2 separate regions of the Homo sapiens genome follow, and region 2 is linked to region 1. The links are chromatin contacts, found by Hi-C or POLR2A ChIA-PET in ENCODE. All regions are on one chromosome and are shown on one strand. Each heading gives the region's core, a stretch centred on a gene start or an enhancer-like site at or near the end of the contact. The rest is flanking DNA. Distances are from core to core; before and after follow the strand shown. Region 1 overlaps MYO1B (myosin IB). Region 2 overlaps MYO1B (myosin IB).

Region 1 (3,857 bases), core at 1,154-3,653:
GTGCTCTCAGGATGTACAGCAATACATTAAGCCCTGCAGATTGTTCAGAAATGATTTAGGCATAAAGCTTCTGTCAACAAATTCATAAGAGATTAATATGAAGGAGAGGCTGCTGAGACTTCTAAGAGTGATCAAGGGTATGGGCCTTCTACAGAGAGAGAGATTGTTTCTTGTCAGGGAGATGCTTTAATCTTTGGGTCTCCATTTGGTAGGAACTTCATTTGTTCATACAGTCAGCCAATACATATTGAGAACTTGCTAGGTGTGAGGTGCTGTGTAAGGGGTAGGAATACAGTGAACAAGAGAGCATGGTCAGCCCTCACCCATAAGAATGTACAGTCTAGTGAGGCAGATGTATATGAAACTAATCTGTACATGTGTATACTTACACATACACACATGTTCGTATAACATGATTTACAAAAAGGGTTAGGATGCAAGAGTCAGAGTGAGGGATCTGTCCCTGGATGGGGACAATAAGGGGTCAGTTCAGGGGGACTTCCTTGAGCTCTGAAGTTTCACCTGAGAATGGGAGATTCAGAACTTGGTGACAGAGATTGTGGAGCTCACTGTGTCTTTGCTGATCCTTCAGCAAAGGAAGTGAGATTGTTTCTAGCTTTTCTGTTTGGGGTGCTTCTCTGTCAACTAAAAGTCTTCATCCTTCAAATATTGCATCATTTGTGTATACTTCATTCATTCACTTACTCATGACCCACTCCTCGAGTGCCTGCAATGGGCAAGCGTCTGTCCTAGGAGCCGTGTGCTGGGCCACAGTTAAATCTGAGAGATCATGTGTGGCATTTCTCATGGATTGAGATGTCTGAGTGTCATTGTTTTGAGAGAGCTAGTGGCATGGTTTATAAAGCTGTTTTTCATTTTCTCCATACAGGACAACAGCTTTGAGCAGTTCATTATTAATTATTGTAACGAAAAGCTGCAACAAATCTTCATTGAACTTACTCTTAAAGAAGAGCAGGAGGAGTATATACGGGAGGTAATGTTGAAATGCTATTTTTAAAAGTGTTGGTCCTTTTTTACTCGTAATATAAATTCTAATTCAGAAGATAGCCTAAACAAGAAGCCATATTCAAAAGGCTACATACTGTATGATTCCATCTGTCATTCTAGAAGAGGCAAAGCTATAGAGACTGATTACCTATAAGAAGCTATAGAGTCAGGGATTGCCAGGAGATAGGAGTTGTGAGAGGGTTGTGGCTGCAAAGAGAATTTTGGGGACTGATAATGGTGGTGGTTGCTTGACATTATACATTTGCCAAAACTTAGAGAACTGTATACCAAAAAAGTCAGCATCACTGTAAGTAGATTTGAAAATATTTTGAGACTTTGTTCAATATCAAAAAGTATTGAGTATTCAAATTTATAGTAAAAATAGGTAACAGTTACTGAGTCCTTACTACATAGCAGGTATTATATTAAGTGCTATGTATAGATTATCTCATTTAATATAATCTTAAAATAACCAGAAGTAGTGTTTGCAGAGTCTTTTCATCATTAATTTAAAAATATATATTTGCTTTTCACCCTTTTATTTTTTAAAATAGCCAGTCTTTTTTCAAGTGTAAAATTAGTTATTTCAAAAAATAAAAAGGAATTGTTATGTTTATATTTTTATTTCCTTTTTTGTTTATTTGCCTTAATATTTTAGTAATGATATTACCTGTTTTCCTTTATTTTCTTAGTATCATTTTAAGCCATTAAGGACACTGAATTCTCTTTTATCTTTCTTTCCATATAGATTTTTCTAATGTGATTGTTATCCCCAGTGGCTTAGTAAAACAACCCATTTACTCAAAAGCTAAATCATAAATATTTCATCTTTATTTTAGAGTACTCATTATGCTTCAGAAATGTTTTATACTTGTCTGGCACCTTTTAGTAACATAAATATTCTAAAAGCACGATTCATTCTTTTCCTGTCTTCTCATCATGAAGAGAATGCCCAAACTTTGATGGGTAACTTAAAACAGTTTATACAGATTGTTTAAAACACTTCTAAGAATATATAGGAAGATTGCTAGCTTGCTGTAATGAATAGAAGACAAATAAATGTTTACATTTATGGACAGAATGTTAAGTAGACACAGAAAGATTACATTTGGCTTTATGGATTTGGCTTTGTAGCCAGTGTTAGAACCAGTGGATAGATTTTCATGTCTTTCCTTATGTTGAAAATACTTTGTGGTAGCGCTGGCCTGTTTTTTTTAACACTTGAAAGAGTTAACTTCCCTACAACACAAGATTGACTCTAAAATTAATTTTTTTCCTTATGATTACAGATTCAGAACAGAAGAATCTAGGCTTTAAATTCTTGGGATCAAGTTCTAACTTATTTCCTTATAAACATTGTAAACATACACAACGTAATATTGACCCAAGGGCCTGTTGAGTAAATATTTGGCCCAGGGCCAGTGAAGTGCATGGGAAATTGCTGCAGATGGGAGAGTGGAATGGAAGGCAGTCTCAGAACAGGTCAAGGGTGTTTGCTTCAATCAGATTATGTCAGTGGTAGGCAGCTGCATTGAGAAAGTTTTGGGAACTGCCTGTGACATTTGCAGTACCCATTCTATAAAGAAAATAAATTCAGAGAGGAAGGGAAATATGATAAGATGGTCAAAGTCTGTTTTATGGATGGTAGTGTCGTGGCTTCATCTTGTGTCATTGGATTTTGTTCTGTTTTGTCTTTTAGGATATAGAATGGACTCACATTGACTACTTCAATAATGCTATCATTTGTGACCTAATAGAAAATGTGAGTACTTAGGTACAGTTTTCTAAAGAATGTTTTAGTCCTATAATTCACCCTTATAAATGTTCTCAGTGCCTCAATGTTAAGCATTAGTATTTTCACTGTTTTTTATATATATATATATATATATATATACACACACACATATATATGTGTATATATATATATATACACGTACACACACACACACACACACACACACACACACATATATATATATGTTAAGGAACTGCAGAGTTCTAGAGATTTTATTGTAGCCCTAAGAGATCATACACAGTTCTTGAACACATACATAGACAGCTGGATGTTTTGATACTTAGCCAGGATCCCCAGTGGCCATATCACAACACCCTTTTATGACCTTCAGACACCAGGCCTTAAAGGTACCAGCCTTTCTTGTATGGTTGGAGCCCAGGTCTATTCCATGACTCCTGGGCATGTGAGTACTGATCAGAGTAGGCTCTGAGCAGCCATCCAGTTTTTTGCCAAATCAAAATATCCATTTCATTCCCAAAACTCTAATGACCTCTTAACATACTATTCACCGGGTATTATATTAAGTTTAAGTGACATAAAGGGACAACCTCTGGAGCTGAATTAAGTGGGACCCCAGAAGTGGCTTAAGTGCAGCTGTAGCATTGATTCAGATCATACATGCAGAGGGCATTGCATGTGTGACTGCAGGTGGCCAGGGACCTGGAATTTTTCGGATGACCCAAGTATGTGCATATGCAAAAAGGCTTAAAGTGTGAAAAATTATTGGATAATTTCGAGTAAGCTTTCTGAGTCCAAGATTTTTGTTTTTAGATCATATTCCGTAGTTTATTGTAAATGAATTAAATGTAGGAAGACTGATTTTGTGTGTGGAAAACAGGAAACTAATTTATGCTTAGGATTACTAATACCTGACTTTGAATAAGTAATTTGAAACAGTGTATAAGCCTTATTATCCTGCAGTCTTTTTAGCAAGACCAGTTTAGTGAGATGAGTGCTGTGTTTCAGGAATACAGTCACATGCTCTGAATGAATATTAAATCATTTTCTACTCATCTTTTACAAAGCTTTTTGGGAAATATGTAATTAGCCAGTA
Region 2 (3,845 bases), core at 881-3,380, 35 kb after region 1:
TTGTGGTTTCATATTCACTGGGGCTGTGGTAGGGCCTGAGATTCTGCTTTTCTAGCAAGCTCCAAGTGATGCACATGGTGCTTCTGCTGCATCCACCGACTTTAGGTAGAAGGGGATTAGGTAACCTTACTAAAGTGCTCTGAGCAAGTTGGAAGAAACACTGCTTTTGTCATTATTGTTTACCTTGGGAGAATGGATTCCAGGATCTGATGTTTTAAAGAGACTGTAAGTATGTTTTTAGCCAAGCCTGTAAATATTGACCTTCTAAGGTATCTTTAATTATGACCGACTCTTGGTTTGTCCTTGCAGGGCTCAGAAGCAGCTAGTAAAGGAGACTTTCTCTTCAGCAGTGATCACCTGATTGAAATGGCCACCAAGCTCTATCGCACAACTCTCAGCCAAACCAAACAGAAGCTCAATATTGAGATTTCCGATGAGTACGTTCATGTATTGTTTGAAAACCCTTTTTCTCTTTCAGCTTTTTTGTTTTAGTTCAGCTCTCGATCTCATTCATTAATACAACTACTTATTAAGTACCAGGTATGTGTCTAGTAGTTGTTCCACATGATAAATGGGCAGTGAATGACACTGACCAAGTCTCCAACCTCATGTACCTGACATCCTAGTGGAAGAGACCAGTATGTACAAATAAAATGATGAAATAGTTGATAAGATTTTGGCTAACAAGTGTTTATGGAGGAAAAAAAGGGTTAAGAGTCAGAGAGTAGGCCAGGCGCAGTGGCTCACGCCTGTAATCCCAGCACTTTGGGAGGCCGAGGCAGGCGAATCACGAGGTCAGGAGTTCGAGACCAGCCTGGCCAACATGGTGAAACCGTCTCTACTTAAAATACAAAAAAAATTAGCTGGGCGTGGTGGCGGGCGCATGTAATCCCAGCTACTCAAGAGGCTGAGGCAGGAGAATCTCTTGAACCCGGGAGGCGGAGATTGCAATGAGCCGAGATCGTGCCACCGCAATCCAGCCTGGGTGACAGTGTGAGACTCCGTCTCAGAAAAAAAAAAAGAGTCAGGGAGGCCTCTTTGATGTGGTGACATCTGAGACTGGTATAAATTTGAAATTTGCTTCTTCAATTTCTCATTAGGGTTCTGAATATAGAAGTTAGTTATTTGCATACAGGTTGGGGCATCCCCAGATTTATTGTATCTATCTATGTAAGTGTTTTGGAGAAATCTGAGTTACTGTGTTGATTATACTTAATTGGTTACCTTTCAATAGATTGTTTACCTGCTTATATACTTCTTTGCATGTCTAGATTGCTCAGGAAATTATATTCTTTTCTAATTAAGAATTTTCTAGTCTATTCTGTTTCAACTCTTCCTAAAAGTCTTTCTAAAATAAATTTACACCCATTTCTGCCCCTTTGTAAGTCAGACTCTCTTTGATATGTTAGGATTTTGCAGTGCTGTGGGCTTTTCTTAAGTTCTCATTGAAGTGTTTAGATTTGGGTGGGAGGTTGGGCTTCATGTATACTCTATATTGGAAATTGCTGTTCGGACTAAATAACTTTTCTTGTTAATGAGATCTTTCTCATAAAGAAATTAGGAAAAAAATAATGGTTGGTGTGTTTCAGTTAAGGATTTAACACGTTAGGGCCTATTAGAGCTTTAAAATCCCTTTATAATAGTTGAAGTTTTTCATAATCTGGGAGAATGGGCTTTGGTGGGGCTGCTAATTCTCACTCACCATGGGAAGATCGTATGTATCCCAGACAGCAGAAGCTCCTCAGTGTACAGACGAAGCAGTCTCATAGTTGTCCCACTATGTGAATAAACTCATCTTTACACAGAAAGGAAATCACACCAACATCCAGACCACAAAGTACTGCTATTTTTAAGCATTTCCCAAACCGGGATTCTAGGAACATTGCTTGTACAGGATGCTAATAACGATGTACTGTGAAAAAATTGTTCTCTGATGGAAATTTAAAATCTTTCTTCACTACATTACATCTCAGAGTCCCTGAAATCTTGTTGTGATTCTCCTGAGGAGCTTTGCGGGGATAGCGTGTGGCGTGAATCCTAAACATAGTCAACCACAGAGCTCCTTCAGCAGCTCTCACAGCTTGTGTTCGAAGGTGTGCCATCTGGGAAAGGGGGACAGTTCGCTTCTGGGCAGCAAGGGCCCTGCCCTGTCACAGAGGGCGTGTGATGTTCTGGATGCCATAAGCTTTCAGTAAACAGTTGTCTGAGCGAAGATTTATAATGTGGCCACATGAAGAAAACAAACATTGGGTAGCATTATAATGCCTTTCATTCTCCAGTGCCTAATTATTGATTGGTCTCATAAAAATAAAACAGTTCATAGGACTCTACATAGCACCCGTGGGTCCCTTCCCCAGGTGGCACAGGAAGCCTGCAGAGGAAGTTTGTAGGTAAGGATCGTAAATCTCCTTAGGGAGCATTTTGAATTTAAACGAAAATGTCCAAAGTCATAGGCAGGGGCGCCTGTTCCTTTATGTGTCAGCCCTAAGTGGCTTCGCTAGCTCTATAGAACCAGTGTTGAAAACCACATGCAGTTTAGTGACTAAGCCCTTCCTTGCTTTTTCCTTCCCAGAAGTAGAAGTAGTTACTCTAACAAACCTAGATTCTGTAATCATTATGGATAAGTGGATGTCAGTTTATGGAAAGAGAGTCAAAGTCCTGTTTACTCTTTAGTGGATTTTTTTTTTTTTTTTTTTTTTTTGAGGCAGAGTTTCGCTCTTGTTGCCAAGGCTGGAGTGCAGTGGCACGATCTTGGCTCACCGCAACCTCCGCCTCCCGGGTTCAAGGGATTATTCTGCCTCAGCCTCTTGAGTAGCTGGGATTACAGGCATGCACCACCACGCCTGGCTAATTTTGTATTTTTAGTAGAGATGGGGTTTCTCCATGTTGGTCAGGCTGGTCTCGAACTCCTGACCTCAGGTGATCCGCCCCCCTGGGCCTCTGAAAGTGCTGGGATTACAGGCGTGAGCCACCGCGCCCAGCCTGTTCAGTGGAATTTAAACTTGTACATATAGAAGTGAGAATTGAATTCATTCAGAGATTCAGCTGCCTTATAGTTTCTAGTCCTTAAACTTCTAAGCTGTTCAATGTGTAACTAGATTGCATTTTAAGGATAACCTGCAAGATGTGTAATGCAGTTATGCACCACATAATGACATTTTGGTCAGCAATGGATTGCACAGATGACGGTGGTCCCCTAAGATTGTAATGGAGCTGAAAAATTCTTCTGTCTATTGATGTCACAGGTGTTGTAATGTTATAGTGCAAGGCACTACTCACATGTTTGTGCTGCTGCTGGTGTAAACAAACCTACTTCACTGCCAGTTGTCTACAAGTAAAAGCACATACAATTATGTACAATATGTAACTCTTGATAATAAATGATGTTGTTACTGGTTTATGTATTTATTATACTATACTTTTTTTTTTTTGAGACTCAGTCTTGCACTGTTGCCCAGGCTGGAGTGCAGTGGCGTGATCTCGGCTCACTGCAAGCTCCGCCTCCTGGGTTCATGCCATTCTCCTGCCTCAGCCTCCCGAGTAGCTGGGACTACAGCTGCCCGCCACCACGCCCGGCTAATTTTTTGTACTTTTAGTAGAGGTGGGGTTTCATCGTGTTAGCCAGGATGGTCTCGATCTCCTGACCTTGTGATCTGCCCGCCTCAGCCTCCCAAAGTGCTGGGATTATAGGCGTGAGCCACCACGCCCGGCCTATACTGTACTTTTTATCTTTATTTTAGCGTGTATGCCTACATGTTAAAAAAGTTAATAGTAAAACAGCCTCGGGCAGGTCCTTAAGGGGGTATTTCAGAAGGCATTGTTATCTTAGGAGAAGACAGCCCCAT

Evidence for each region. Hi-C counts contacts between places; a loop is a spot of excess contacts on that map. ChIA-PET counts read pairs that join two places held with the same protein, here RNA polymerase II (POLR2A). Pooled maps may share reads with other maps.
Region 2: a map of PC-3 shows a loop between it and region 1 (2.4-fold over the local background). The contact joins two enhancer-like sites. A Hi-C loop is called at or near these places in 2 of 168 maps with a recorded cell type or tissue (HepG2 and PC-3) and 2 of 50 pooled maps. POLR2A ChIA-PET finds 5 or more read pairs at or near these places in 3 of 52 experiments (AG04449, OCI-LY7 and WTC11).

What each region holds. Positions count from the first base shown.
Region 1 is chr2:191,380,573-191,384,429 of GRCh38, forward strand. MYO1B (myosin IB) reads left to right here. Exons shown (of 31, transcript NM_001130158.3): 14 at 890-994; 15 at 2,708-2,770. Among named protein-coding and RNA genes, the nearest start is that of MYO1B-AS1, 140 kb to the left of the region's middle. Within about 2 kb of position 2,404, at least 5 of the 41 ENCODE cell types and tissues checked have a DNase peak (open chromatin) inside an H3K27ac peak, as active enhancers do.
Region 2 is chr2:191,415,806-191,419,650 of GRCh38, forward strand. It overlaps MYO1B (myosin IB), which reads left to right. Exons shown (of 31, transcript NM_001130158.3): 30 at 310-437. Among named protein-coding and RNA genes, the nearest start is that of MYO1B-AS1, 170 kb to the left of the region's middle. Within about 2 kb of position 2,131, at least 2 of the 41 ENCODE cell types and tissues checked have a DNase peak (open chromatin) inside an H3K27ac peak, as active enhancers do.